Regions from separate parts of the Mus musculus genome. Here region 2 is linked to region 1. A link is a loop called in an ENCODE intact Hi-C map of the cell type or tissue named here. Cell type or tissue: left cerebral cortex. All regions are shown on one strand. Links, peaks and the distances in the headings refer to the core of each region. The heading gives the core; the rest is flanking DNA. Region 1 overlaps Pced1b (PC-esterase domain containing 1B). Region 2 has its middle 95 kb from the start of Gm41393.

Region 1 (16,202 bases), core at 2,997-10,996:
GCCACAATACGGGCCTTCTCACATGTCTTAGACTCGCTTTGATGCTACACAGCTGAGGACACTGATCCTCCTGCCTCCTCTCTGGTGGGATTTCCCACCTATTCTACAACACCTGGTTTTCTGCAGGGCTGGGGATAAACCCAGGATTTGCTGTCTGCCAGGCAACCAGTCTACCAACTGAGGTACACCCAGTGCCCTTCTAAATTGTATCTTATCAGATCATTATAGAATGAAACTAACACTCAAAAGCAAGGAAAAAAAAAACTACAGAAAACATGCAAAAAGATGGAGAGATTCATCAGTATATATATATTTTTTTTTAAAAAGAATTATTTATTAATTTATTTACTATATGTAAGTACACTGTAGATGTCTTCAGACACACCAGAAGAGGGCATCAGATCTCCTTATGGATGGCTGTGAGCCACCATGTGGTTGCTGGGATTTGAACTCAGGACCTTCGGAAGAGCAGTCAGTGCTCTTAACCTCTGAGCCATGTCTCCAGCCCTCATCAGTATATTTCTGAGTGGCCAGTGGGTCACTAAGAAAGTCAGAGGAGAGATCTGAAAATTCCTAAAATCAAATAAACAAGGAAATAGCACATATCAAGATCTGTGGGACACAGCAAAGATAATTTAAGAGTTTATAACGGCCGGGCGTGGTGGCGCATGCCTTTAATCCCAGCACTTGGGAGGCAGAGACAGGCGGATTTCTGAGTTTGAGTCCAGCCTGGTCTACAGAGTGATTTCCAGGACAGCCAGGGCTACACAGAGAAGCCCTGTCTTGAAAAATAAAAAAAAAAAGAGTTTATAACGGTGAGTGCCTATGTTAAAAACTCAAAGATTTCAAATAAATGACATAATTGTGTACCACGAGGTTTAGAAAGGCAAGCTAGGCTGGTCAGTCTTGGCTGTCAACTTGACTGGATCTGAAATGAACCTTGAGAAACACCTTAGAAGCAGGCCTCTGAGGACATTTCCAGGAAGGATTAACTGAGTAAGACAGACCCTCCCACAAATTGAGTAGTGCCTTCCAGCAACGGTCCCAACAAGAAGAGGTCCAATGGAGATGCAGTGTTGGTTTTGCCTGTCTGACTTCGCTACTTGCCTGTGAGTGCATCTAACAAATTGCCACGGCCAACTCCACTGTGAACGGAACTCAGCAGATCAATATCCTTGATAAGCAAAGACGTACAGATCTCACTGAAATACTTGAAAGTAGAAATCAATTAACCCGATTTCATACTAAAAGTATAACTATGGCTGAACGCAAGGAAATCGGCACACCTCTAACCATACACACAATAAAACCGAAGACCAAAATCAATCAATCAATCAATCAATCAATCACATGATAATTTTAACAGATGTGGTAAAATCTTTGGGCAAAAATACCACACACATTATAGAGAAACTAAGATTGTGGGAGGCATACCCCAAAATAACGGAAACCACGTACAACAAAACTGCATGCACGTCACCAGCATGACACTAAGTGGGGGGATGCTAATAGCTTTCCCCTTAAAATCAGGAATGAGATGAGTGTTTATTTATTCTCACCATTCTTCTTCAATCTCGTGCTTGAACTCCTGACCAGGGAGATAAAACAAGACAAAGACATAACAGAGATGCAGACAGCAATGGGAGAGTCAAACCATCCCTATTTATAAAGATGGCATGATATTATACTTAAAGGCCCTGACATTTTACCAGAGCACTCTCTGATCTGGTAAGCATGCTTAGCCAGGTAGCAGAATATAAAACCAGGGCACACATACACATACACAAATCAACAATGTTCAACTCGGTAAGAAGGAAGCCAAGAAAACAACTTCATCCCAGCCAGTCTCAAAACAAAACCCAGAAGCTCTCAGCATAGGCTCAATCAAAGCCGTTCAAGATCTAGGCACTGAAAACGATACAGAAACACAGTGTATGTGTGAGGGCATTGCGCTACACAAAATAAGCCCATCACCAGATGATAGACGCTCTATAGTCCCACTTCAGAGTTGAAAATAGTTGTGGAGATGGGTGGACGTGGTAGCTCTTCCAGAAGTCCTGAGTTCAAATCCCAGTAACCACATGGTGGCTCACAACCATCTGTAATGGGATCCAATGCCCTCTTCTGGTGTGTCTGAAGACAGTATACTCACATTCATAAAAGTAAACAAACCTTTAAAAATAAAAGATTTGAAGAGAAAATTTAGAATATCTTGACAAGATATAAACATATACCTAAATAAACAAAGGCATGGGTGAGGGACTACACTCTAACAGTATCACAAATGGTTTCCCTTTTTATAGTTTATAAAATTTTAATCAAAGGATATGAATTGGTTTGAAAAACAAGAAAATCTTTTCTCTGTGTATGTGTGAAGGATACGCATTACCTATGGGAGAATTCATTGGCCTATAGAGAACCATTTCTCAACCATTGTGTGTTAGGGATTCATGGAAAGTCCTCTTATGCCCAGTGTCAGGATCGCAGTATCCAAAATTAAAAGACAAGGTCCTTGTTGTCAGGGAGCTTCGGTGTTAAAAGGACGTAAGTTTTCTGTAGCGCGTGCTGAGTACACACCGGGTTGCATTTCAGTGTGTGTGCTACCTTTAATCCATAACTGCTGTGCGGCAGATGACATCACTTTACGCAGAGGAAGCTGATGCTACAGACGCCAGGTCTTGTCTAACATAGATAGCATGATGCTTCATCGGAAACGCAGCAGAACAGAAAACCCATGCAGGCCGCCCCTTTCTCTGCTTCACAAGAACGCCTAAAGAGAGCTCTCATCACAGAGACATTTGACAAGACAGAAGTGAACACGGGGTGCTCTGTTCAACACACACACGGCCAGCGTTGTGTGGGAAAGGTTGTGGAAGGCTTCCTGGAGAAGATGGAGTCTCCACAGAATGGAATACGGATAGGTGCTAAATGGTGCTAAGGCACAAGCAACTGTGCGTGCCTGTGTTCAGAGAACCAGGAGACTGGGGCAGTATGGTTGGAGACTGTCACCCACAGCGCCTGGCGCAAAGTTGGACCCTCTCATCAAAAAGACATTTACCTTACCCAGCAATATCAAGCAAATGAAAACCTTCCCATCTCGTCAACACGGTGCGGGGAGAGAAAGGGTTACGTTCTAAACCTTCCATTCCAGTTTGACGGACTAGTGCCATGGCAACCCAGCAGCAGCCTCCTGTGTCAAGGCTCTTTCTTTGGGCACAGGAATAAACAGTGATAAAACATTACCTTGGGGCTTTATATTTTGCCATCAGTTAAAATCCCGTTCTTAGCTATGGCGAAGACTTCAAAGAAAAAGCAAAGTACTTCTTCCCTCAGAAAGGTAAAGGCCAGCAGAGGGATGGATGACTCTGCACCTCGCAGCAGCAGCAACGCCGCTGCAATGAGCTCTGTGGAGAGAGAGCGGCCACCCCCTCACTGTTCCCTTTCTTTATGCCAGAGATGAGCAGAGTCTCGCAATTACTGCTGTGTGACAGCTGCGTGATGGGTGAGAACTTGTTTTCCTAAAACAATCCACAAATATTTAGATTTAGTACCGATCTCCAAACCACGCTCAACTCGGGGCAACTCCTTCAAATCGAGCGATTCCTAAAGTAGCTTTCGGGGGGGAGATCTAGCAGGGTTCAAATCTCAGGAGCTCTGCTCCGCTGTGTAAAAAGGGATTTATACCTACTTCTTACAGCCTGCCTGACAAGACCTGAGGTAATGAAGGCAAATGTGCCAGGCACCCATTCTGTGTTCAACAGCTGGTAGCAACTGTCATCGTTTACCCACAGTCACAGACTCAAAAGATAACTAAGATCATAAAGCTAGTGAATGGAATGGCAAAAAAATAAAAAATAAAAATAAAAAATAAAAAGTTGCCACCCCCCAGTTAACATATTGTGGTGGTTGAATGAGAAATGTCTGCATAGTCTTATGCATTTGGACACTTGTTCCCGATTAGGGTCACAGCTTGGGGAGGTTTAGGGGGAGTGTCTTTCCTGGAGGAAACTTGTCACTGGGGACGGGCTTTGAGGATTTAAAGACTCCTGCCGAACCCAGTGAGCTCTCAGCTGCTGCTTCTGTCCCCTTCATCTCGGACTCTTTGCAACCATAAGCCTAAATAAACTATTTTGTGCGGAAGTCGCCTTGGTCACAGTGTTTTATCACAGCAGCAGAAATTTCAGTAACGAAGACATCATCTGTCATCAATTCTAAAACACAGAGCCAGGTTTTCATATCTCTGGATCTGGGAAGTGCCTTGCAACATATGCTTGTCCATCACTGAGTAGACAGCATCTTTTCTCTCTTCATCGATCCTAAAATAACGGCCCATCTTACGGTGGCGGGACTCACGGAGCAGAGAGCCTGGGCTAAGTAGTTCCTCCCATCACACAGAGCGCTGGGCTTTGGCTGCAGGCCGACATTTAAAAGAGTGAGCCAAGATCCTATTCCTACTCAATTAATCTCTGACAGAAAAGATAAGACTACTGACAGGTCCCCATCTCATCTTTCCGAACTGTCACAGCCTGGCAGCACACCTGTTCCCAAGAGCCAGTGGGTCAAAATCATTCACCTATTCAGGTCTTACTGTGCCATCCTCGTGTGTCACCTGGGGCCACCATTCACGTCTCCTCAACCTCTCCTTGTTACATGGGTTCCTTCCAACACAAGGCAAATGAGACAGACAAACAAACAAAAAAGCACTTACGATTTTCAAAGTTATTTCTAGATCAGAAACAGGAAAGAATGTAATGAATGTAATTTTTCAGGCTTGTAGAAACCTGCTGGTCACAGCAGTCTTACTGTGCAGAGAGGAAGCAGGAAGGTATTGAGGGAATGGAGGGAGTGGTGACCCCAGAGTTGCTGGTATCACTTGCTTGGGAACAGGACAGACAGACAGACACGCACATACATACATTTAATGGCACAGACAGCAGAATCCGATTATAAAGCAGGCTAGGAGGCGTTTGCCTGGGGACCCAATCTCTAAGAGCACTGAAATACCAAACCCATAAATCAGAAATACGATGCCAGCCAACAGGTTTCTGAAAACACTTCTCTGGGGTGGCTGAGGCTCAGGTTGGTCTTGTTCCCATTAAAGGAGACTCTGACCTTTTGAAAAGTAGTTTAAAACTCAACAAAAGAAACCCCCAATTCCCTAAACCTATTTCAAGCTAGTTTTCTGTGATGCTTGTAAGCATCACATAGTGCGCTTAGGGGAAAGGCCACAGGTCTTAAAGCCTGGACCAGAAACCGACAGTCATGGTTTGAAAAGGGCTGCCAGTATCTGCCCAGGACCTAAGTTCTACCTTGATGTCAAGCTAACAGGGTGGCTGGCAGAAGCACAGATACTGTAAGAAGACTTGTAAGTCCTTGTTAGATGGTTTAGAACAAGGTACCATCAACACTTTGGTTACAATGTCTGCAGCAATGTGAGGAAGCCTAGAGAGCTGTCTCCCAACAGTGAGGTCCTGCGTTGAGCTCATGAGCTAAAGCTGCTGCCTCTCCCACTCTACTAGAGCCACACATGGAAGCACATTTAGAAGGAACACAGTAAACAAGGCCCTGCTCCAACCCGCAGCACTGCGTGTTTACTCCTGGTGTGCTTGAATGGAAGGCTCAACTCGAAGAAGGAGATGGAGGAAAAAGAGATGAGGAATAGATCTTTCCCTTTGTCTGGTGAAATCAATATTCAGTATTTTGTAATTCAGAGGTGAGAATAAAGTTGGATGTTTAAATGGAGTTGGGAAAATCTTTCCCTAAAGGCATTCCGAGAATTGGAGGTTTAGCTCTGGAGAGCTACGCCCCCCAACCCCTCCGGCTCCTGTTTCTGCACAGAGACCCTCTCCTTTTCTTTTGGCTGTATTCCAACAGCTCGCACCTTCTCTGTATACTTCAAAGACTTCAACAAAGTTACCAGATTTCATATGAATGGAACTTGACTCATTTTGAATTTAAACCAATTGGGAACATTTTGCATGAAGTGTGTAATTCACTTAACTTGAATTTCTCAGTCTTTAGGTTGCGAGGGGTGGGGTTCGGGGGGGGGGGAGAAAGTAACATTAACACAACACTTCTAACCAATTGGAAGATGCCATTCATATTTCATACTTTGTGAATCGTCCTCTGGTTTAGTCTAGGGTCTTCAATTGAGTACAATTTTGTGACGCTTTAGGTTCCCCCATTAGGACAATTTCTTAGTCTTCTGTTTTACAGCTTTGGTTTTTGAAAAATCCTTTAGTGCAAATTTGTTTGTTATTTTCTTGTGACTAATACTGAGCATCTGCTGAGCGAACCTGACTCATCTTTCCTTAAGAAATATCTTAGATGTTTTAGATGTCAATGAGAAGTGTTGGCTGATAAAAAGCCACAGGCACGTGGACAACCAATCTGTACCGCCCTTTGCTTCCGTCCGGACAATGCCTGCAAGTACAGAGTGTGACTCAGTCTATTCATGACAATGTTTGCCTTCAACACACTCCCCCACACCTGCTCCGATGGCTGCGAGCCCGTACATATAGGGCACATGTCTCATTCCTCCTAAATCCTCTACGATGAGTATTATTCTTATAATCAGAGAAAAAGCAGAAACTGTTAAGCTACAAGTTCATGCGTTACGGAGTAACTCAGCGCCCACTGCGAGTTACTAGGATACTGATCCCATACTGTGTCCTCTTGAGGGGGTTTCCACATCAACGGGCTCCAGAATCGGCTTTTAAAGCATCTCCTTGAAAAAAAAATTCAAAGCCTATTTGTACCCACAAATAGGCCATGTGTTATTATGTAAGCCAATCCAGAAAGGAAGTTAAACCAAGTCACTTAACAGGGAAGGCAGATAGCAACGACAATAGCAAAGAGCATTTGTTCTTGATGGATTTTTGACAAAGAAGAGAAAGAAAAAAAAAAGAGGAAAAGAGAAGGCTGCTCCTATGGGGGTGGAAGGGGTGTAGGTGCCAAGGCTCCCTCTGCATTTAAACACGGGGACGGATTGGAGGACGGGAGTGAAGTACTGAAAATGCATGCTGCAGGTTAGAGATGGAAGACAGACACAAAAGACAAAGCCCGGAGAGCCTGGAGGGACGCCTCAGCTGAGAGACAATAGCTATAAAGCTGTTTCTCCCAGAGTGCGGTAGACTCATTTCTGCAGATCGAAAAGACTCAGAGAAGCCAAAGGGATTTTTTGAGATTAATGGAGTATCCTGATGAATTGACTGGGGAGAAGTCTGGGCAGTCAGCTCCACAGAGTGTCACAGTGGAGGAAGAAATGGACCCGGGCAGGGGTAGAGGGTGGGGAGGAGAAGGTGGGACTCCCATGGGATGCGGGGTAGACTTAAGGGGGACTGAGAACAGCTCCAATTCCTCTGCAGAGGACTGTCTGAGATGAGAGGGACTGCTTAAGAGCATCAAAATCTAGACCAAGGAATGGACATGCGTCACCCAGGGTGGACCTGTTGGTGGAGAGAAAGATGCGTCTCTGACCCAGAATAGTGCTTTTGGTTGTGAAGAACACCTAGGCAAAATGTGGAGGAGTGGAACTTCTGTGAGCATCAAACCCTGCTCTTCAGGCCTTTGTTTCTGTGTCCTGGGAGTCAGTTACTCCAGAGAGCCCAGGCATTAACAGCCCAGGGCACCCCTGAAGACTGGAAGTTTCCCAGCATGGTGGAGAATTCCCATGGATGCACAGCAGTTGGCATCCTGGCTCCCGCTTGGTCTCTTTGAAGGAGTGCACATTGTTTTTAGTATCTATTTCAAGGTTTCTAAGAAACCACAGACATTTAGGAACCCCACCCCACGGCCATGTCCAGTGTTGATCCGTGATTGTACTGCCCAATGGTCAATGTTTCTTCCTAATGAACATCTTTTTTTTTTTTTGTTTTTTGTTTTTGTTTGTTTGTTTGTTTTTGTTTTTCGAGACAGGGTTTCTCTGTGTAGCCCTGGCTGTCCTGGAACTCACTCTGTAGGCCAGGTTGGCCTCGAACTCAGAAATCAGCCTGCCTCTGCCTCCCAAGTGCTGGGATTAAAGGCGTGCACCGCCACTGCCCAGCCCTTGTCAAGAACATCTTGACAAGAACAGTTCAGGCCATCAGGACTGGAGGAAAAGCTCCTAGGGGAGGCTTCTGGGAAGGGTGTCCTTGCTTTTTTAAAAGAAACAAGGACTGGCGAGATGGCTTAGTGGTTAAGAGCACTGACTGCTCTTCTGAAGGTCCTGAGTTCAAATCCCAGCAACCACATGGTAGCTCATCGGGGGCATATTTAAGTCATGAGTTCACCGTCCTCCTAAATGGGACTAGTGCCACCCGGATCCTTGCCATTTCAACCTTGAGTGTACACAGCAGGAAGGCCCACCTTGCCTGTGAAGCAACTGGAAGCTGACTCTCAAGAATGCCCGGCTCTGCTCAGAGCGGAGTAACCGGAAAGGCTCATGGCCTCTGAGGAGTTACCCATGAACCAGGGAATCAAATGGAGAATTTAGTTCTTGGGCTCAGATGTCTCCAAAGCTCTTGAGGATACCCAAGCACTATGCTTGCTTGTGCTGTAAAGCAGACCTGGTGCTTAAACCTTGCACATTCTCGAGAAAGTCCTGGCACTTACGTGGATCCCTGGTGACGACATCTGAATGTACTGACACCCCAGGACACAGATGATTAAAGTAGCTAACCAGGATTCGTGGTGGAAACTACTTAATTGCCAACATCCAGAGGCAAGCTACAGGATTTGGTTCTAAAGAGACCTAAAGAGAGAGCAGTTCGGCCAGCCAGTTGGTTATAGCATTTCTTCCCAACAGACCCTCAGAATCGTCTCTCTCAACATCAAAGCGCCATAGTTGGTGACAGTACCTTGTATATGTTCTCACATTTACTCCTGGGGGATTAGCACTTGCGTATGTGACTATCCCTCCCTGGTGGACAGCTGCAGCCGCGTGCCTGGACTCTCCTACACTCTGCCCTGCGCACTTTTGCCTTGCTGATTTGAATCTGATGCCCATCACTGATATAAGTCATAACCATGTGTTTCAGATTATCTGCATTCGGTGAGTCCTTTGGGGGAATCACTGAATGTGGCAGTGGTCTTGGGACCCCAACATGGCTCCTACGTAGAAGGCTGTTGAGTCACATGAGTTTCATGCACTCTAGCCCTTTTATCATCATGCAGATTGCCGTGATGGCCTCCTGCCTTAGGCTGCTTTCTCGTCTTGTTGTTTCCTTTGATGTACAAAAGATAATAGCTTGATACAGTTCTAACTGTTTACTGTTGCTTTGCTGTCTACGCTTTAGGTACTGTATTTTTCAAAAGCGTAACAAGGGGCTGGAGAGATGGCTCAGTGATTCTGTCCTTGCTAGCACATGGCAAGATGGCAAGATGATGCCACACTAATATACCCAGGAAGGCCCCCAGCAGTGACTCCGTAGTCCAAGTAAGCAGTGAACGTGGGCTCCCCCTCCTCAGTCTCCTGTGCATCTGGGATCACAGGCTGGTACCAGCAGCTTGTAGCTTCCTCATTAATTTTCTATCTATAGGTTCTAGAATTATTCCAAGGGGTTATTAAGTAGATATTTATATGTCTATACTCTCTCTCACACACACATACATATCTTCAATTCTGTTAATATTTGCATCACCTCTCCAGGTTCTGCAATGTTGAATATATGTTTCCGATTATTATTATACTCTTTCTTTGAGACACAGGATCTCACTACATAGTCCTGGCCATCCTAGAACTCAGTGTTGTCAAGATTGGCCCTGAATTCACCAAGATATGACCACTTCTGACTTCTGATAGCTGGGACCAACGGTATAACGTCACCATGCTCGGCCTACAAGTTCTTAGAAGTCGTAGGACGATAAGAACAGAAGCTTCCTCTTTTACTGTCTTATTTTCTATATCTCCAATGGACTCTCATTGAGGGGGAAATTAAGCAACAGCCTCTAGGCCGGTGTTTCTCAACCTGTGGGTTGTGATTTCTTGGGGGAGTCATACGACCTTTTCACAGGGGTTGCCTAAAACCATCTGCATACCAGCTATTTACATTACAATTCCTAACAGTAGCAAAATTACAGTTAGGAAGTAACAACAAGAACAACTATATTAAAGAGTTGCAGCATTAGGAAGGTTGAGAATCACAGATCTAGGCTCTGCAGCTGCAAAGGAGCAAAACTGGGACTCAGTGACCGACCAGCCACACTGATATAGTCCAGCTTTTTTTATGTACTTTTATGAATTTGGTATCTTAAGTGTGAAACCTCTGAGAGGCATGTGTTCTGTCACCTGAAAGTCCCGAGGACATCTTAGAAACTGACCTCGGCTTGTGGCCACTTCGGGAAATACTTATCTCATGTTCTGTGTTGGTTTTGTTCAGGATATTTAGGGGCAAACCAAACAACAACCCTAAAAAAGAGAGAGAGGCTTCATTCCCTTGCTGGGTTGTCCTGTTTCTGCATTTTATAGATTTCCTTTTTCTGTTTCAACACACCCAGCATGGCTAGAGAGAAATCTATTCTGTCCTTTACTTTCTTCTGAGATCATGAAACCTCAGCCATAAAGCAAAGCTAAGTATTTGAGCCGTGGTGGCTTTCTCTATGTGGGTTAGCGAGGATGTGGTGTGCCATCTCCTGTCACGGGCTGAATCGAGACAGAGGGCTTAGGTACAGACATTAATGCAGAAAATAAGGGTGACAGTGACAACGTATTTTTCTGTCCTTGACACTTTGATATACATTGCGTGGCAGCCTCGGGTGCCAGGGGCATAAGAGACTTTAAAAAAAAAAATAGGTCAAGAATCCTCAGCTTCCAAAACTGCACAGATTTAAAACTATAAACTTCTTTAAAATGTGTTTGCAACTTTTTTTTTCAGCATCTGCACTTTGTTGCATTATATTTAGCAGTGCCAAAACATACTGGATCTGTGGTGTTGATGAGTGGTAGAGGTGAAGCAATGTTGTGCTTCAGAAAACATCAATCCATTATTAACAACCTGGAGCAGCCAATAGCAAAAACCCCTTTTTAGTATGCATTGGCATGCATAAGGTGGCCTTTAAATTTGGGGAGATTGTTCTGCAGAAAATAGTCACAAGTTGAATGTGTCTTGTCTTGTCCCTTCCCTTCCTTTCCCTTCCCTTCCCTTCCCTTCCCTTCCCTTCCCTTCCCTTCCCTTCCCTTCCCTTCCCTTCCCTTCTCTTATTTTTCCAAGCTACAGTTTTTGATCTCATCAAATACACTCAAAGCGCTGCGCCCAAGGAGTCAACACAGAGTTCAGATTCTCCTCTCAAAAGTCAGTTCCTGATGCTGCCTACGGTGATCTTAAAATCTCAGAACACTAAGTTCTCCGAGAAAGTAATAATCCATCTACAAATGGGAGCCAGGCTTCTGAGAGCTGTCAGCACAAGGCAGGACCAAAGTCAGACTCCCCCATCTACAAAGGTGCAGATTCTACTCAGTCTCCAAAGGGAAAAAGCCCATGGGTACCGGGCGAGAAGGAGGCTCACAGTGTGGCCAAGAGAAGCAGACAGGATCCGAAGGAAAGGAGATGCCCTAGAGCAACATCCGCCAAGGAGACAGCTCACCGGGCTCCCACAGCCCCGAGTGTCTTTTTGTTTGACATTCTGTCCATGCAGCAGGTACTAAACTGACGGCTATCTGTCTCCTGCTCTCTTAGCAGGCATATTTTAGAGTCTTCCGCTCCTACATGATGTCAAACTCCAGAACGAGGGCACTTTCTTAAATCACTGAAATAGTCCAGCAGCAATTCCATCAAAGGGGACCATCTACACTGAAATCATAATGCCCTCCTCAGAGTCAAGGTCAAACATCTGAAGCACTTCGATGTAAACACCTCTGGAGACTGACTGGGTTTGGGGGTTCACAGCCCCTATAGACTGTAAGCCTCAAAACTATTCCTCCTGCTGGGGAAAGAAACACATCACAAGCACCAATGTAAGGAAAGGTATTGTCTGGATCTTACTTAATTGTTTAAGCATGTTTTCTGGGTGTGTGAGTGTCTGTGAGTGTATGCACATGTGAGTGTATGTGTGTGTGTGGTGTATTGAATGCACATGTGAGTGTATGTGCATGAGTGTATGTATGTGTGTTGAATGCACATGTACATGTGAGTGTGTGTGTGTGTGAGTGTGTGTGTGAGTGTGTATGTGAGCGTCTGTGAGTGTGTGGTATACTGAATGCACATGTGAGTGAATGTGCGTGAGTGTGTGTGTGTGAGTGTGTGTGAGTGTGTGGTGTATTGAATGCATATGTGAGTGTATGTGCATGAGTGTATGTATGTGTGTGTGTGAGTGTGTTGAATGCACATGTTTCTGTGTGTGTGAGTGTGTGTGTTGAATGCACATGTTTGTGTGTGTGTGTGTGAGTGTGTGAGTGAGTATGTGTGTGAGTGTGTGTTGAATGCACATGTTTGTGTGTGTGTGTTGAATGCACATGTTTGTGTGTGTGAGTGTGTGTGTGTTGAATGCACATGTTTGTGTGTGTGTGTGTGAGTGTGTGAACAGGAACACATGCATTTGCAGACCAGACAGCCCTCCATTTCGCTCCACCTTAGCTTTGGAGACAGGATCTCTCACTGACCCTGAAGCTCCCCATGTGAGTTACACTGGTTGGCCAGTGAGCTCCAGGGATCTCTCTGTCTCTGCACCATTCCACAATGATACATGCTGCAGACATGCCTGGCTTTTATGTGGGTGCTGGGTATTTGAATTCGGGTACCCTGTTGTTACAGCAAGCTCTCTACCCACTCAGCAATCTAACACTTCCTCCTCCTCTTCCTTTTCCTCCTCCTCCTCCTTCTTCTTTTCTCCTCTTCTCCTTCTTCTCTTTTTTCTTCTTTTCGATACAGGGTTTCTCTGTGTAGCCCTGGCTGTCCTGGAACTCACTTTGTAGACCATTCTGGCCTTGAACTCAGAGATCCGCCTGCCTCTGCCTCCCAAGTGCTGGGATTAAAGGCATGCGCCACCACTGTCCGGCTTATAACACTTTCATATTTTATTTCCCGTAGCACAAATCATTTTGTCAGGGATTGCTTTGGGTCTCTGGATGATTCCAATTTTGTGCATTATTTTATTTGAAAGTACATATACACACTGAACACGATCAAAAAAGACAAATGTCCATACTTTATCAAAATAGGTTATTAACTATTTAAATATTCAAGATATAAAGTAAAATCAAAGCTATTATTGTACAGGTCTCATGGAAAGTTTCACATCCCATTTTGTTGCGATTGCTAAACTCTTTCCACAAGCTGGAGAACACAGACCCATCAAGCCACCACTGAGCGAAATCCGTAGACATCTTAGCTTTCAGCTCTTACAGCAAGTGGGAGAGTTCCACAGTTTGCACATTGCCTTATTTCAGTTCTTATGATGAGCAAAGCAATCCATCTAATGGGTAGAAGGCTGTCATAGTTTCATTCTATTGATGAAAAGTTAAGGTACAAAGAATCCGAAGGAGTCACCCAAGATTACTTGTTAAGAAAACGTCAGAGACACATCCAGAACCTAGTGGCCCTAAGTGTAACCCAGCAGCCCCAGAGTCCTCCAGCAGCCCTAAGTACAATGGCCTCTCTGTAGCATGCTTCTCTTGCTGGTCCTGACTCCCCTGCATACGCCTGTATCTTTCACACTTAAAGACCCCATCACTGTTGTTTCATTCACAATGATGTCAGATGCTCTAAGCGCATCTCCTGTCAGTGGCATCATTTCGGATTCAGAACACTTGAAAGACATTAAAGGGTTACATAAAAGAGTCGGCCTTTCCAAGCTCTGACATGCATGTCCACACAGATGATAAAGGCACGGACATTTGGTTGTTTTCCCAAGCGTGCTCACTCATATTCTGCTTGGGTACAACATGTTGCCTTCTTTCTATTCACTTGCCTTCCAGAGGAGGGGACTGCTTGGCTCTTATTATCTCCCGCATCTCGTTTTTAAATAGAATTGGGCTGAAAGTCTTTGTACAAAAGGTCTTAAGAATTCCATCTGTTGAGACGAAAGGATGTGAATAATTGATTTCAACCATCACAAACCTTTGACAGATGGACACCTCGCTTTTTTTCTTAATTTACAAAGATCTCATTCAAATCACTTAAAAGTGAACAAATCAATAGAAAAAAAAGGGACAAGAGGTATTGATCAGCGGCTCCATGTACTAAGTAAAAATAGCAAATAGATGAGAGATGCTTTTAGTAGAAAGAAAGTGGATAGGAAAACATGAGGTTTCTATCAGCTTGGCAAGAAGAATGAGGAAGAGGAAGAAGATGAAAGAAGAAGGAGGGGGAGGAGGAGGAGGAGTGGTGGGAGAAAGGGGGGCTAGGGGGAGGGTGAAGGGAGGAGGGAGAATGAGGGGGAGGGGGAGAGAGAGGAGGAGGAAGAGGAGAAGGGAAGGGAGGACGAAGAGGAGGAGGGGAAAGAAGGGGAAGGAAGGGGAGGAGGAGAGGAGGCTCATGGTTGGAGGAGAAGATGTGGATCACTGGTAATTCGTGTTGGTGAAGGTATGAAGGATGGACTCTTAACACTCACCTGGTAGACATGGAGACCAATTTATCACTGCCTATAAAAATCACAATTGTGTGTATCCCTGGAAGAACCAGACTTCTTGTATGAACCTTACTATGTGGACAGAGTAATGGAAGTTCACCCAGATCTGTGGATAGAGACACCAAACCCACCAACAACCACATTATTTGTAATGGCAAGCAACTGTAATCGCCAACTCCAATCAGTGGGAGCTGGCGAAATAAAACAGGACAAGCCAGCGAGTGGAGAACATGGCGGCGGTGCAGGGCGGCGGTGCAGCGGCATCGGTCCCTCAGCAGTGAGGCCGATGCTCATCAGTGTTTAAGACAGGATGACTCCCCAACCTCAGAAGCCCATGGTTTCCTCACTCCAGTGATCCTGGAGATGTGGGCTGTCTCCCTCTAACCCAGAGCAGCTGGGGAAGGTAAGAGGCAGGGCCTCCCACCCCACAGCCTCACGTTATACCCAACACAATGACAGACCCTTCTTCTCTATGGAATGGAGCTTGGTGACTTCCCAGAGCCTGTGCTGGGGCTGAGGAATTGCCATCCTGACAAAATAAAGACGGCATTCAAGCCCTGAATTATAAGTCTCTCCCCAAGTCATTTTATTCTCCCACAGCCTTGGCATACTTATTTATTTCAGAGAACAATTCCTATTAAAATGATATTAGGGCTTCATTTTCTGTTTGAATAAGACTAGAGCTCTAGACTGTTAAATGTAGAAACACACATGAATAAAGATTAATACAGTGTTTTTATGGGGGCTATTTCTCCCATAATTATGTTTATGTGCACCTACTTTAATAAATCAAGACCCTAGCTCAAGCAACTTGTTCAGAAATTCACATGCAAATGAGAGAGAGTTGTTCACAAAAAGGGAAGAGAGGTTGTACTACCTATTTGCAGGAGTCCTGGATAGCCAGGCATGTCTTGCGTCTTTGTTTGTTTGTTTGTTTTGAGAATTTAAGACATAGCTACTGTATATACATCTTTTCTATACCCCCTTTTCTCCTTCAACTCTTCCCATGAAGTCTACTCCCTCTCAAATACATGACCTCTTTTTTCAGTGTGTGTGTGTGTTTTATGTGTATGAGTGTTTGGCCTGCGTGTATGTCTGTGCACCACATGTGTGTAGTATCCATGGGAAGACATCGGAGCCCCGAGAATTGGAGTCACAGACAGCTGTGCACTGCTGTGTGGGTGCTGGCACCTGAACCTAGGTCCTTTGCAAGAGCAGCAAGTGCCCTTCTCATGTGAGACATCCCCTCTGCCCCTAAAATAATTTGTTTTTCACGGTACTTTTACAGGGGTATGCCACCCTGATATCCTACAACTGTCTTTATCTTAACTTTTATGAATTTACTGTTGATCATAATAATCAGGCCTATATCAATATTCGGCCACACAGTCCTCCATATTCAGACATCAAAATAACCATGATAAAGGAGATTTGACTAATTTTCCTATTTATCCTTCCTCAGAGCTTATTCTTTTTAATAGAAAAGTGAGTAAAATATAAAGTGACACTTGTTTCATTAACTCTTAACATTTGAAATTAAGCAGAGCCACTCTCTAAGAAAGAAGCAACACTTGTGTTTTCGGTGCTCAGCATGGAACCTAGGGCTCTGCACATAACAGACAAGTGCTGGACTTCTGAGCTATGACCCAGCCCAAGGA
Region 2 (16,202 bases), core at 3,499-11,498, 190 kb before region 1:
GATGTAGGTTGCATCCCAGGTACAAGGCACTACCAGGTGTTAAACCGGATGTGAAGTAATCCCATATCTGTTTTCAACAGCGGCATCCATCAGAGCTGGAGCCAGTCTACTCACTGCTGCCCTCTCACACACAGCAGCAGAGTGTGGGCATCTAATGTGTTGGTTTTACCTTTAACCTGTTTGGCTTATCACTTTATACCCAAGTGCCAGAGACAGAGCCTGGCCACTCATGGCTGCTAAAAGTCCTTTGTAGGATGAATTAGTGAATACGTTCCATTTTTATAAATGTTGTCAGGAGCATCCACATTGTGAGAAAGTGACAAAGTAGCAAATAATAAGATTGGTAAATAAAAAAATTGGTATTTTTTCTTTTTTAGATATACCTGGGGTAAAAGAGACCATACAACTCCCTGCACAGCCTTCAACCTTGCACTATAGACAGGTGTGATGTAATGACAGTGGATTCCAAGTCAATTCCTGGAGTCCAATGTCTGCTTCCCCTATCTTCCACCATGCTTCAAGGTGACATGCATCTTCAAGAGACACATGCCTCTCTCTATAACTATATTATGATATTATGCTTAAAATGTAAATATATAATTGTACAATATATTTAAACATGTTTAATTTACATATAGTATATATTGAAATATGTAAATAAAGTTGATTACCTCTTGTATTTATATATCGCATATCATAATACACAGTGATGGCTATTCTTGGTTAACGTGACTACATTTGGAATTAGGTAAAACCCAAGCAGCTGGGTACACTTGTGAGGTATTTCTCTTAACTAAATCACTGAAGGAAGAGGACCCACCCTTGATCCAGATCAATTGAAGTGGGAAGACCCTACTTTGATCTGAGCCACATCTTCTGGTGCATCCTATATAAGGGACATGGAAGAAGGAAGCCTCTCTAATACTCAATACATCTTTTTCTTTCTTCTCTTTCTTATCTCTCCCTTCTCTCTCAATACCCCCCTCACCATGACTAAATATACAACATACAGTATATATGTATCTATCTATCTGTCATCCGGAAGTATGGACAGACATGGGAAAAGCAGACACCTGTAGTTGAACAGATCTATGTTCACGTCAACTGGTTGTTTGAAAGTCATCCTGATCTCACGAAGTTCTCATGAAGTTGTTATGTGACAAAATTACCTTGTTTTGTGCTTTTCCCAGTGTGGGAAATCCTGCCCTTGAGGTAGACTATGGTACAGGATACAGCTAAAAGATGGTACTGTTTTGTTAGGTGCCACCTACACTCTGCAGCTTCATCCCACCCATGGTGCCTGAAGCCACTGCAAGCATTCCCAGGAACACTGCAACAATGGTGGCCTAGCCACGGGACCCACGCTTCTGCTTCGTGAAAGTACAAAACCAGGGACCACGATAACGGTAAAGACAGAACACTTGGTGTGTGCCAGGCACCGTTCTGAGCAGTACTCACAGGGATTAACCCAGTTGCTTATCTTAAAACAAAAACAAAATAAAAACGGCACAAACTTCTTTATAAGTAAAGGATGCATCCGGCACTGTCCACTGCTGGCTCAGGCTTCTAGGTCCAATGGCTCTGTGTCCTTTGCAACTACAGAAGGGCCCCAGTGTGTGACAGACTATGTTTGTGTGTGTATGACAGTCTCCTAGCTTAGAGAAGCAGCGGGTGGCTTCAGATGACTAGTGTCTATCCTGCTTCTTCCCACTGCGCACATGACAGCAGGGGTGCCCCCCACCTCCCGCCCCCAAGAACACATGTGCCGCTCCCATGTACCAGATGCTGGCTGGTTACCATTCCAACATCATCTCCTGAGTTGTATTCCTGTCGCACTGTCTAGCGCACAGTAGGGGCTTAGCGCAGGGTCAGTTAGTGGGAGAAAGAAGATCATTTTAGACAGTGATGAAGAACCCTTATAGAAATCAGGTTTCTGCCGTCTGCGAGTCTGGGAGCCGTGCCCGTTGGATGAAGAGTTACGCCGTTGGCACAGACAGAGAACCATTTTAAAGTGCAATGGCAAATTTAAACGTTCAAGCATGAGGAATATTTTTATTACTGCACCTTGCCAAAGGGAACTGAAGCAGATTTTGATATAAAAATTGACAGGAAGCAAAAGTGGAATGGGTAAAAATAGAAAAGAAATTACGAAGCCTTGAAAGGAAGTACACAAGACAAAAATGGAATTAAATCTACCTTGACTGGAGGACATTATATAAAAATGAATAAATTGACAGTAAATTAACATTGGAGCGCATCTACAATCTGTCTGTAGAGGATAATAAAAGATATTTTTATTACCTCCATGCAGAATTTTAGTTGACTTTTTTTCCCAGTTGGCTTCTGAAACGCGAGGCTTGGTTTTAATATAGCGCTAAATTCGTGCTCGGCCTGGTGGCTTCGGCGCTCATGGAAGAGACGGGGCTGTGTTTCTAAACCTTTGTAGTACAAGCATTTTCTTGGATAGGATTTTCTCTGAAGTTGAAAGTGTGCTGGGTGGGATGTTTGTGCCACATTTGGGGTTGTAGGAGACGGACCAATGCAGAGCTGAAACCTGAGCAGCTGTCTGGTAGCATAAAAGCCGACCTCAGGAACAGAAGCCCTGCAGCCTCTCTCCCCAAAGCCTTGACGAAGCTGTGTGATCTTGGGTGCATCCCATGACGTCTGTGTTTCAGTCCCACTAATTAAAAAAAAAAGTGGGAGTGGGGGGCAAACTGCGGCGATGAAATACTTAACTAGAAGGACTGAATGTGAGAAGAGAATTCATTTTGGCTTAGCATTTAAGGGGGCACGATCCATCATATCAGGGAAGGGATGGAGACGACTGTGATGTGACAAATGTAATTGGTTATATTGAATGGGAGCAGAGCACAGATAGAAAACGGAGCCAGCCCAGATTTAAAACCTTAAGGCCTCTTGGGAGGCAGAGGCAGGCAGATTTCTGAGTTTGAGGCCAGTCGGGTGAGTTCCAGAACAGCCAGGACTATACAGAGAAACCCTGTCTCAAAAACAAAACAAAACAAAACAACAACAACAACAACAACAACAACAACAACAAAAAACCTTAAAGCCTTCCGCTGGGGCCCATTTCCTTCCGCAAGGCTCCACTTCTTAAAGGTTCCCCAACCTTCCAAAACAGTGCCACCAGCTGGGGACCAAGCAGCCCAACACAGGAGTGGGGGAGGGGGCGCGGGGGGGAGGGGGGCGCGGGGTGGCGGCGGGGGGGGGGGGGGAGACATCTCAATTCCAATCACAGTGTCCTATCTTACTTACAAAGCTCCAATGAGATAGTAGTATAGAAAATACGCTAAAGAGTCTCAGCAGGGCATGGTGGTGCACGCCTTTAATCCCAGCGCTTGGGAGGCAGAGGCAGGCAGATTTCTGAATTTGAGGCCAGCCTGGCCTATAAAGTGAGTTCCAGGACAGCCAGGGCTACAGAGAAACCCTGTCTTGAAGAAAAGAAAAAAAAAAAAAAAGCCTCTGTAGGGTGTGCAAGTAGCTATTATTATAATTTTTCTCTAAATGATAAAACAATCGTATGTGTAACTTTAGAATCACCAAGGCTTTAATGGGCAGGAGTGATGATGAAAAAAAAAAAAAAAAAAAGACCAACAGTAAATGAAATGTAGTCCACAGGAATTCTTTATATTTATGTAGCATTTTGTAACTTAAATATTCCATGGCATTCCTCTACTAGACAAACCCAGTCACCGAAGAAAAACAGCTTCTGGGCCTGATTCATAGCATAGTGATGGACACACGAGGTGCACGGGCAGAATGTGTGCTTAGCATACCTGAGGCTCCACAGGCACAGACAAAAAGACAGAGTGAATCACATGGCCTCCCACGCCTTGATTGGCAGGGCCAGTGTTAAAGCCCACGCAGTCCCGGGATGGTCCAAACAGCTGCTTACCGCCAGTCTTATGAGCAGCACGTGTCTCTGCACGTGTTCATTTAAATGTTCATATTGACAAAGAAGCAGACAAATGTAGCTCATTGCCAGTGACTAGTCCAGCATTTCAGGTAGACTGAGGCAGGCAGCGATGAGTGGTGTCGGCAATGGCAGGAGCAAAGGTTCAATTGTGGGGGCTAACTAGCTTACTTTTGGTAAATTTTCTCGTTCTTTAACTCTGCCTTTCTAAGGCCAAAAGCTGTGGGCTTCTGGTAATTAACTCCTGTTGTTAGCAGTAGGGGATTAAGAAAAAGAGGCTTAATTGCTAGGGCTCAGGGCCTCTTGCTGGCCAGGTGAGAGGCTTGGAGTCTGTTAACTGTTTTTGAGAAAAAGAGAGGATACAAGCACACACATAGACACAGACACACATATTTTGGCCAGGCCAAACAATTCCACAAGTCTCCATGCACAGTTTCATACATACACATATACCTACAGATGTATGTATGTACATACATATACACAGTCAGACATATATACATTTAGTGGTTGGGTCTGAGCCCCAAATGCCACAGATATACATTTGGTGAATGGGGCAGAGCCCCCAAAGCCACAATTAACTTCTTCTGTCAATTTATACCTTCTTAGGCAAAATTACTTTATAAAAGTTACCTCATAGATAAAATGTAGCACAAAAAAGGAGATACTGTTGACAGTGCATTCAAAGCAGTGTTACATTCTAGAAGCTCATTATAAGTTTAAAGCAACAGTTTCACATGGCCTTGCTTTATCATAGTGTATACCTGTAAAGGCATGCTGTGGTTTCTACATGAAGTGCCCTCCATGAGTTCATAAAGTGTTGGGTTGTTTCCCCGTGGTGGAGCCATTTTAGGAAGGTGGAAACTTTGGGAGGTGGGACCTAGTTGGAGGAAGTAGGGTCATTGCAGGTAAGTTTTTGCTATCTTGTTCTCTAGTCTCATCTGTTTGCCTATCTGTCTGTCTATCATCTATCTATATATCCATCTGTCTATCATCTAGGTGTCTATCTATCTAATCTATCTATCTATCTATATATCTATAATTTATCATTTATCTATCACCAATCTGTCCATTTGTCTTCTCTCTCTCTCTCATCTGTCTATCATCTACCTCTGTCTACCTACTTATTGATCTACCTACCTACTTACCTATGTATCACTAATTCCCTATCCTTGTCTGTCATGAAGAAAGTGGCTTTCTACTGGCCACCACCATGATGTTCTGAGGCACCGGGTCCTTGACATCACTGGGCCAATGTTGAACACAACACACTTACTCAAGCCTTCATCTACTCTTTACACATTCCCCCAGGGCTTCCTCAGCTCCCCACAAATGTGGGCAGAATCAGCATCAGTGTCAATCACTGAATGGAAAAAGGAAATGTGGTATGTAGACATGACAAAAAGAGGAAGAAAGGTGGGTGGCATGTATCTTTAACCCCAGCACTTGGAAGGCAGGGGCAGGTGGATCAAGTTCAAGGTCAGTCTGGTCTACATAGTGAGCTCTGAACTAGCCAGGGTCACATAGTGAGTGAGACCTTGCCTCAATAAATAAATTGAAAGGAAGGAAGGAAGGAAGAAGAAACAACATGAGGAAAACTAGATGACACCTAAGGACTTTTCAAATACACCAGCACAAGAAAAAAGTATAACTAATTCACCAGACCCCTACAAAGAGGTGAACATGGTGCCTTGTGCATTTATTGTTAACAAATTCTGACACTGTGGGAAGACACAGATATGACCTTCCATGTTTATGATGTAATATGAAGTATACATTATTTCAATGACTTTCTCTGTCTCCAGAATCAGCGACATCAGTGTTCCAGAAAGAGTTCTCAATCAGGCAGAGAGTAGTCTATATGTGGGATTCAGTTTCAACCATGCTGAGAAATTTAGCCCTGCCCCAGCCCACAGAGGCTAAAACAAAACATCTGATTATCCCCAGCCCACTCTGAAAAGAGAATCCTGCTTCTCTTCAGTCATCCCTGAAAATAGCAGCAACCTGGCGTCTAAACCAAAAACAGGAAAGTCGCCCTTGATCCTCTCCCTCTATCCTCACACCTGCCAGGTGGATCTCTAAGTCGCGCGCGCGCGTGTGCGTGTGTGCGTGTGTGTGTGTGTGTGTGTGTGTGTGTGTGTGTGTGTGAATATGATAAATAGGACAGGAGGTGTAGTAATTTGAGTAGCAATGGCTCCCAGAGGCTTGTATGTTTGAATTCTTGGACATTGGGGAGTAGCACTACTTGAGAGGGATTAGGAGGTGTGGCCTTGTTGGATGAAGTGTGTCACCAGGGTTGAGCTTTGGGTTTTCAGATGCTCAAGCCAGGTCTTGTGGCTCACTTGCTCTTCCCTGACCAAGCCCACTCAGTCAGTCAACAGGTTCTCCAGCGAGGGAGTGAGGATTAAAAAGAAAAAAAAAAAAGATAGTTAAACAAATTGTAGCATGACCCCAGTCAATTCTGAGACTGAAGGCAAATTTAATTTTCCCAATCTGCATTTTATACCATTTTAATTACATGCAAGTATTAAGGGCCAGTAGTACAATGAATCAAGCAAGACAATAATCAAAGAACAAGCAAGACAATAAACACAAAGCCACACGATCACTCCGGTGATAACTGTTTCTAAGGATGATCAATATATCAGAGCCTCTTTGTTCTACCCTAAAACCAGATTCTTGCTTCCTTGTCCTTGGCCAATGTCAGGTCCCTGCCTGGACTTACTTCTTTGTCATGCTCTAATGTCAGATTCCTGCCAGAAGCCCATTTCCTTGTCATTGGCCAATGTCAGATTCCTGCCAAATGGCACCCCAAAAGGCTCCCCACACTTCCCACTGCCAGAAGATCAGATGTAGAACTCTCAGCTCCCTCTCCAGCAGCATGTCTGCCTGTGTGCTGCCATGTTTCCCCACCATGACAGTAATGGACTGATTCTGAATGTAAGCAAACCTCAGTTAAATGTTTTCTTTTATAAGAGTTGCCATGGTCATGGTATCTCTTCACAGTGATAGATCATTGAGTAAGACAGGAGAGACATCTACTCTGGGATAGCTGAACGTGGCTTCTAGCTATGCCACATCTAGGAGTTGTCCCGCTAGGCTTCCTGACCTCTGTGCCTTACAGCAGGGTCTGGGGCTGCTGCTGGTCTGTCTGAGCCCATGTCAGGCAGTATCTAGATGGGAAGACCTACCATGCATTTTCCCCCACATCCCCTGTCCCCAGGTCCACATATAGTCTTCACAAATACCCTTGTGGACAGAGGGACAAAGACCATTCTGTGATGTGTCTTTAGGCAAGCTAGTCCTTGTAGACTACCAGCATGCAGTGCCATCGGCCTGGCTTGCCTAGCCTACTGCTCAGCTTGGCTGTAGGTGGATACTGTTGACCTGATCACGTAGGGAAGCATGACATGGGCCATAACCTCGTGGCCTCTGTCTGCTGGTTTGTTTGACAGAAGCAGTCAGACCAGACTTCTGCACCGTGGAAGCAATTGAGTCTGTGTGTAGGCAAGGAATATGTTCAGATTAAACCCTCTTTGTTGTTAAGCATTGGCACCTATCTCTGGTGAATACTTGGTTTCCAACCAAGACAGAATGATGGAAGGAGTCCCTGGTGACTCACATGAAGGACAAACATGTATCGCCCACTCAGATGTTTTGGCAGTCAATTCATTTATCTCCAACCTACAACAGATGCAGCGCTTCAGGGGGTGGGCACTTGGCGCCTGATAATTCAGCATTAAGCCATAAACAAAATAAAAGATAGAGGTTGGAAAGACAAGTCCGTGGTTAAGAGTACCCGATGCTCTTGCAGAGGACCTGCGCCCGACTCCCAGCTCGGCTCATGGCTCACAACTGTCTGCAACCCAGCTCCAGGAAATGCAATGCCCTCTTCTGACCTCCACAGGCACCCAGAATGTCTGTGCATACATATACGCAGGCTGAGCAATCATACATGATATAATGTGAATAAATATAATAAAAATGTAAATAAAAGGCAGGGCGAGACATACATCGCTGCCTGAGACTAGATGGGAACAGAAACAGGATGGCTAATGTACAGGCACACAGCCTCCCTGTAAGTCTGCATCTCGAGTCTAATTTGGCTGGCTTCCACCTGTTGGCCACTTCCTTCTCTTTGTTCCCCTTCCCATCTCTTTGCTTCACCCTGAGTTGCGCTCTGTCCCCACCCACCTGTTGGCTCTTTCTCCTCTTCTTCTTTGACTGTCTTTTCACATTTCCTTAGGGAAAAGACCGTGAAACGCGACGGTAAAAGAAATTATAAATTCTGCCAGCATAACTGATTGGCATGTCGACAGAAACCACAACAAGCTGACTCCTGATGTGTGGGCAACGTAGCTGTCTTTTCTTCAGGAAGCAACGCACATACACACACACAAACACCACACACTATAAATACCTATACTCACTCATATACACACCACACACAAATTGTAAAGCCCCTACACTTACACACATACATACCACATACACCACACATATACACATACATACCACACACATATACTGTTAACACTCTACACACACAACATACACACACTGAAAATACCCTATACTTACACACATACACACCATATACACTACACACAAAACGTGCATGTTCTACACTTACACAATACACACACATATAACACACACACCACAAATTGCAAACACCCTACACATACATACCATATATACCATACACACACATACATACATATATACACCACACCCACTGTAAATAGCCTATACACACACACAAATCACACATACAAATCATAAACACAGTACACTCACACACACACCATACATACCACACACACATACACACACCTGTGTACACAGGCACCTCTCGTGTGAGGCTGTTCTTAATCTTCAGGCCCTTAGAAACTCAAAAACGGTTGAACAGAACAGGTTTTACCCATGGTGGAGCCAGGCAGTGTTGGCACACACCTTTAATCCCAGCACTCAGGAGGCAGAGGCAGGTGGATTTCTAAGTTCGAGGCCAGCCTAGTCTACAGAATGAGTTCCAGGATAGTCAGGGCTACACAGAGAAACCCTGTCTCAAAAAACCAAAATTTAAAAAAAAAATTACCCATGGTAGTAGATGAGTGGACCAGTCCCTAAAATGGGTCTCCTGCTTCCTTTCCTTCAGTGACCATGTAAGTAATGATTTCCATATTACTGGTGTTGACTGTATTACTTTAAGTATGTTATTAAACCACATACTTATGTGCCTTTGTCTGCTAAAATTAGGACCCATGGAATGACTCCATGCGCACCTTCAGTGTGATTCTGTCACAGACATCATGAGGAGAGCAGCGTTTGACCTGTGTAACAGATAAGACTACTGAGTCTCAAAGAGAAGTTGTCTTAAGCTGGGCCTTCTACGCATGGTACGGCTAGGACCTGTTTGCATTCTACCCCAGCTAGTGTCTAAGTATTTCAGAGGCCTGTTGAAGGCTCTTGCTAAGCAGGGCGAGTGTTGGAAGGATAGCCCTTTGAGAGGCCTGGTTCTTCCACTAGGTTGACTCTATCAGTCCCAGGATAAGGCAGTAAAGGGCTGAATCACAGGAAGATGCCTGGGACCCACAGTTATCCTCCTTTAGCAAGTGACAAAAATTGTTGCCAGACCTCAGGGCACCCACCCCAATTAACCCTTCTCTGGCCTCAGCCCCTTGAAGGCAATGTTGTCAGGAGTCTGCAGGGAGCCCCAGCGTGACAGTGTGGCAGGATGGGGCAGGAGGAGGCCAGTTATTGGCTCGCTGCTTGGCTGAGTAGATCTGTAGTTGCCTGCCAAGAGATTCCCAGCCTTGTAAGGGTACAGCCCTGCATCCCTCTCTCCCTCAAGGACCAGGTTCTAAAGACCTTAGATGCTCTCCCTTGCCACAGCCCATGTGTAGAATCTTCAGACTAAGGAATGGAGAAGTTAACAGTTAAGATTGCTTCTGTCTAAAGGTTTCCTTCCCTTGCTCCATCCCCCATCCCTCCTCGCTCTCTCTTTCCTCTCCCCCTTCTTTCATTCTTCATTCTCTCTCTCTCTCTCTCTCTCTCTCTCTCTCTCTCTCTCTCTCTCTCTCTCCCTCTCTCCCTCTCTCCCTCTCTCCCTCTCTCCCTCTCTCCCTCTCTCCCTCTCTCCCTCTCTCCCTTCCTCTCTCCCTGGTGTTACTAATAAATTGATCGGGTGACCATGGGCTGAGGAGGCTCAGACCCTTAGACTGCACTAGAGGCAGAACAAAGCCCACGTCATTGCAGACCAGGGGTTCTCAGCCTTCCTAACACTGTGGCCCTTTAATACTTCTCCTCATGAGGTGGTAATTCCAACCATATGTTATTTTAGCTGCTACTTCATAACTATAGTTATGAATCATAATGTAAATATTTTGGAGATAGAGGTTTGCCAAGGGGTCATGACCCACAGGTTGGGAAACAGCTGCCCTGGGGACTTTCCACTTTGGCAAGCATACTTTCTTTTCCTTGCTTCTAAGAATATCTAATAAAACTCTTCTCTCTTACCCGAGCTGGAGCACAGATCTACCTGGAGTCGTGTGCTGCCCGACCTATGAGTCACCTGGCGCTTATGTAAGCTCATTAGAATTTTCAAGCACCCAAGTTTGTCTTTTAACATCTGCATGTTTTCTTTTGTTATGAGGCCCATCTCTTCCGTCAGACATTTGCAAGAATCTTTGTACTGAAAGTTTTTCTCCCGTTGACCAGTACCTATAAAACTGGATATGTAAGAAAGCAAATACAACCCACAAAGGGATTTCTCACATTTTCATTTTTGTTCTTTGATTTTGGTTTTGCTTGTTTTGTTGTTCTGTCTTTGTTTGTGTTGTTGTTGTCTGTGACATGAACCTTGTGAACCCCAGGCTGGCCTGGGCCTCTTGATCTTTCTCCTTCCGGACTCTGAGGCTGTGGCCACAGGTATGCCTCTCCACACTGGGCCTAAGTACTGCCTTTTAAAAGGCGTTTTCTATTGAGTTTAAAGAAATCTGCTACAGTGTTCTGGAGCATGGGCCTACATCCACATTGCCTTTGAACTTGGAGTTCTCCAGAAGCCTGGGGAAGAAAAAGTTCAACAGTTCCCAGGAGTGCTGTGGCCTCCTGACACAAGTGGGGGTGGGGTAGGGGGAGATGGAGTCAGAGAAGGTGGAAGTGTGCTGCTCTGAAGTCCTTTTGGGGGTGTGACGGGTAACCCCACCATACCTTGCTTGTACTTTAATATTTTAGTTGTGACAGGGCATCTCAGGGTAGAGCCAGCAGGGGGCATTGCATTTCTTCTAGGAACAACAGCCATGAAATGACCTATCCCACCAGGGAGCGCCTGCCCACTTCTGAGTCTCTTGTGCAAAGCTAGAGATGCTGTCAGGAGACAGAGCTTTACCTCTGGCTCCTGGTGTGCCACACACACACACACACTCACACACACACACACACACGATAGTGTTAAATATCACAAACACTGTCTTACCATTGGGGAAGTTACAAGTCCTCGATCGGTTTTGCTGAGCAGAAGTCACGATGTCTGTGGGAATGGCTCCTGTGAAGCTCGGCAGGAAGAATGTAGTCCCTCCTGCAACCTTGGCTCGAGTCACTCCAATTCTGCCGCCATTATCACATCGTCTGCTCTAATTCTGGCCCTTCCATGTCCCACTTTAAAGACCTTGTGATGATGACATTGGGGTTATCTGGGAAAATCCGGGCTAATCTCTCCATCCCAATTAATTTAATTGCATCTGTAAAGCCCATGGAAGGCACCATTTGTAGGTTTCAGGGGCAGGATGGATGTCTATTTGGAAGGGCATCGTGATAGACAAGATGGGTCATCAGCGTAGCATCTAAGAAACCCAGGAAACAAGCCTCTGTCCAGGAATATGAAGGACTATCTAGATGGGATTAACTGAGTGGGAAGACCTCGGCTATGGGTGGCACCCTTCCATGGGTTATGGTCTTGAACTGAGTGGAAATATTGTCAGGATGGGTGGAACTGGCTCAGATCAGCTTATTGTGCATCCATGTGTGCCTTAGCCTTCTGAGTACTTGACACAGCTAGGATTGTCTAGGAAAAGGGAATCTCAATTGAGAAAAATGTCGTTAAATCAAATTGGCATAGGCAAGTCTGTGGGGCATTTTCTTGGTTGATGATTGCTGTGGCAGCTCAGACCATTGTGGATGGAATCAGCCCTGAGCAGGAGATCCTGGAGGGTATAAGAAAGGTTAACGGGATGTGAGCCAGGCAGTCAGTAGCATTCCTCCGTGGTCTCTGATTCAGTTCCTGCCTTGGGTTCCTGCCTTGAGTTCCCTCACTGGCTTTCCTCTATGGACTGTGACTTGAGATAGATAAGTCAAATAACCCTTTCCTCCCCAGGTTGCTTTTGGTCATGGTCTTCATCCCAGCAATAGGAAGTAAAAGAAGACAGCCCGTGTCCTAATGACTGATTTATCTATCTGCTAAATTTTAATACTATTCAAAAGCTTATTTCTTTTTAATGATTTGAATATCACTTTCTATGTTCCAGTCTTCAATATCATTTTCTTTTTGAAGATTCAACAAATGGCTTATCAGTTATAGTTCTGAACTTGTGGAATTAAAACTTCAAGTTGAATTGTGTTGGTTTAAGTCTGATGGGAGTGGAGCAGGCTTGAGATAATGGGGGGGCGGGTTTAACTGGGGATTTCGGGGTTAGAAACAGCTAATGAAGTTGGGTTTTTTTATATTATTATTAAATTAAGATTTAAACCTTAAATTAAAAGGCAGTAAAATGGAAGTATAACTCATACCAGCCTCTAATAAGGGATGGCATTCTCAAACTCTAGCAGCTAAGCAGAAGCAAGGATACTCAGAAGGTTTGTTAGACCCCTGTCTTAGGACTAACACTTCAGACTTGATGTCCACTGACGATAAACACAAAATGATCAAGATATGACTTGGGTTTATTGACGATAAACACAAAATGATCAAGATATGACTTGGGTTTATTGACGATAAACACAAAATGATCAAGATATGACTTGGGTTTATTGACGATAAACACAAAATGATCAAGATATGACTTGGGTTTATTGATCCTACAATACTCTCCAAATCCTTTTTTTTTGTTTGTTTGTTTTAAATCCAGCACAGTGAGACTGTACAGAAACTGTAGAAGCACCCGCATTCTGTTTAAAATTACATTCATTAAGTTATTAGTAAAGTTAGCCTGATCAAACAAATGGCCAAATTGAAAAAAAGGCAGAATAACAGAAAATACGCTAAAATCAATAAAAGCAAAAAGGCCTCAATGGTATCTGTGTAAACTGGTTTTTTGTTTGTTTGTTTTGTTTGTTTTGTTTTGTTTTGGGCCATGGGATTATATTTGAATTTTGAATGCCATGGAATTATATATTGAATTAAGAAGCCAGACAGGCACATCCTTCATGCAAACTTGCCAGGAGAAGCACCAGAAGCGGTAACCCAATGCCTCAGTGAGCTTCTCACATGTTAGAAATGCTCAGAGAGGTGGGAGGCTGGTTTGACAAGAAATGGCTCCCAAAGGCTCCCATAGTTGGGTACTTGGTCGTTAGGGAGAGGGGGCTACTTGACAGGGATTAGGAGGTTTGGTCTTGCTGGAGTGGGTGTGGCCTTGTGGAGTAGGTGTGGTCTTGCTGGAGTGGGTGTGGCCTTGATGGAGGAAGTGGTCACTGGGGGCGGGCTTTGTGGTTTCAGAAGCTCAAGCCAGGCCCAATGTCACTCTCTCTTCCTGCTGCTTGTGGACCCAGATGTAGAACTCTCCAGCATCATGTCTGCCTGCATGATACCATGCTTCTCTCCCTGATGACAATGGAGGAAGCCTCTGAACTGTAAGTCAGCCCCCATTAAATGCTTTCCTTTGTAAGCATTGCTGTGGTTCTCTTTACTACAACAGAGCATTAACCAAGACAGAGGCCATGACTACTCCTGAAACATAGACAATATGAAGACAACAGGGTCATTATGAAAGAAAGGCAGAAACCCAGATCCCTCTTAAAGGGAGAAGAAATAAACATGTAAGGGTCAGAACTCTTGCTTGGTGCTTTTCCAATGTGACATTTCAAACTCCTTTTAAAAGTTATGGTAGGCTCTTCCTCAGCGGCTTCTTCCCATCGGTCTTAGGCTTTTTAGCTCTGGCTGAGGGACAGCCACTTGAGCCCAATTCAACTGTTTCCTCAGAGACAGCTTCATGGCTTCCTAAGCTTACATTGCTTATGTTGTAAACAGAACGGACTTTATCTGTGGTCATTGTACTCTAGTAATTTCCTTTATTTCCACTTAGTTTCTTCGTAAAAGCAGTGTATTAGTCAAGGGTCTTTAAAACTTAAATGAATGCTGGAGAACCCTGCTATCAAAGTCAGAGTTCCCCATTTTGGGGTCCAGGAGTTGCCCACAGACTACACGTACACCAATCTCAGTCAGACAGGGATAGCTTATTGATCATTCACCCAGTACTGATCAATCAGGGCCACAGACAAGACCAGGGAGCTGCCTGTGATCCCAAGCCAGAATCCTAGAGATTTTAGGCCTGAAATCCATAAACATCTGTGCCAAGTTATTCTACTGTTATAGTAAACATTTAATCTCAATTGAGGGTTTCTACCCTGTCTTTGATATTTCAGTTTCCAGATAAAAGACACACAATCTTTATATTTATAATAAGCACAGTAATTTGTTTACTTTATATTTATAATAATGCACTAGAACTGGGCCGACACCTAACCTCTACACTGTTAGAATCTACTTCCCCATCCATAACCCTGAATTGCAATTTGCCATGCTCCATCTGGGTTGCTCTTAAATCCAATTGGCCAGCCCTCATGGCCATGTTTTCATGACTTGCCTAACACATAGCATCTTCTCCAGCCTTCACCTTTTCTCTCTCATCCTCATGGTCTTGTCTCAGACCCAAAGCCTGGGAACTCAAACTCTGCCTACTTCTCTCTGTCTGGCTATAGGCTGTGGGCACATTTATTCTCCAATCACAGATGACTTGGGGGGCAAGGTTACCTTGCATCACTGTGTATATGCAGATTCCCTGGGGGCAACCAGGCTCGGGGAGCCAGCATTGAGTATTGCAATCCATAGCAGAAGACCAGACCTCAACAGTGTATGCATAGGAAAATGGCATATGTTAGGAGCTGGTGCTACATGAATGAGGTCTCAGGCATCATGAGAATCTTAGAATGGACCCCTAGTGAAAAGAGGAGACCCCTGAACCAACAACTGTCTACTGTGTAACCTCTTTGGGACACAGTGTAGGAAGCCAACTCTAAGATGGCGCCGGTTCCTGGTATGCCGTTGTCATAAACAACACCACTGCGCAGGCGTAAGCTAGAGTCTGGCGCCAACCCCTCCTGAGAGGGTACATGCTAATTAGGTGACAGCGGTTCAACCTATCCCAGGAGGACACAAAGCCTTTCCCTGTGCTAGAGAGTATATAAGCAGACCTCCCTGAGTTCCTGGGGTCCCTGTAGCAGCATCGAGGCGTTCCTTCAATAAAGGCTGTTGAGAAGAATCCGACCATTGTCGTGTCTTCCTTGCTGGCCGAGGTGGGCGCAACAACACATATCAAGTCATAATCTTCACCAATGTTCCAACTATCATGTGGATAGTCTTGACCTGATTGATAAGTAAGTGTGTGTGTGTGTGTGTGTGTGTGTGTGTGTGTGTGTGTGTGTGTTGATACACCACTCTGCATGTGTGGAAATCAGGGAATAATCTTAGGAGTCAGTTTTCTCTTTCCACCTTCAGGAATCTGGGGACTGGACTCAGGTTGTCAGGCCTGGGTATAAGTGCTTCAAACCCTCTAGCCCACCCTACTGTAAAAATTCTTATAGTTGAATATATTTATTAATGACACACTTTTTTCTCTCTTAATTATTTTAAATAATATATAGAACATAAATATTGTATATATTTACCACAGGAGCTTTCACAACAGGCATCCACTGAATAGAGCTATCTCCTCCTTTGCCAGTGGTGAAACTATTGGAGATGCAGAGAGGAACACTAACTTCCAAGTTCAGTAGGCATAAACCCACGTCTAGCCACGTTTCAATAACTTTCATATTTCCAAGGCATTTCATCATCATAACTTGAAGCTGAAAAGACTTGTGTCTAGAACATGGGTGGCTACGTATCATAGACGTAAATATCTGACAAAGTAAAGCTAGTCTCAGGGAGGGGAACGGGTATAGGGAGCCAGAGACCAAGGGAAATGTTAGAAAACAGGCCTGAACCTTTAGGCCAAAA

Evidence for each region. A loop is a pair of places that touch in the nucleus more often than their neighbours do. Peaks named below come from ENCODE experiments on the same cell type or tissue, not always from the same donor. Only the 100,000 strongest peaks of a DNase experiment are listed, where the experiment ranks them.
Region 2: it touches region 1 in a loop (1.9-fold over the local background); 5 of 42 quality-filtered maps call a loop at or near these places.

Annotation. Positions count from the first base shown.
Region 1 is chr15:97,305,788-97,321,989 of GRCm38, reverse strand. All of the region lies in intron 3 of Pced1b (PC-esterase domain containing 1B), which reads right to left. Among named protein-coding and RNA genes, the nearest start is that of Gm33325, 44 kb to the left of the region's middle. In left cerebral cortex, for the core only: no CTCF peak of the experiment used is centred there; DNase peaks (open chromatin) are centred at 3,188, 3,380, 6,468 and 6,900; H3K4me3 peaks cover 653 bases; H3K27ac peaks cover 329 bases.
Region 2 is chr15:97,493,588-97,509,789 of GRCm38, reverse strand. No RefSeq gene overlaps it. Among named protein-coding and RNA genes, the nearest start is that of Gm41393, 95 kb to the right of the region's middle. In left cerebral cortex, for the core only: a CTCF peak has its summit at 11,193 (motif pointing right); DNase peaks (open chromatin) are centred at 3,851, 5,892, 7,567 and 7,995.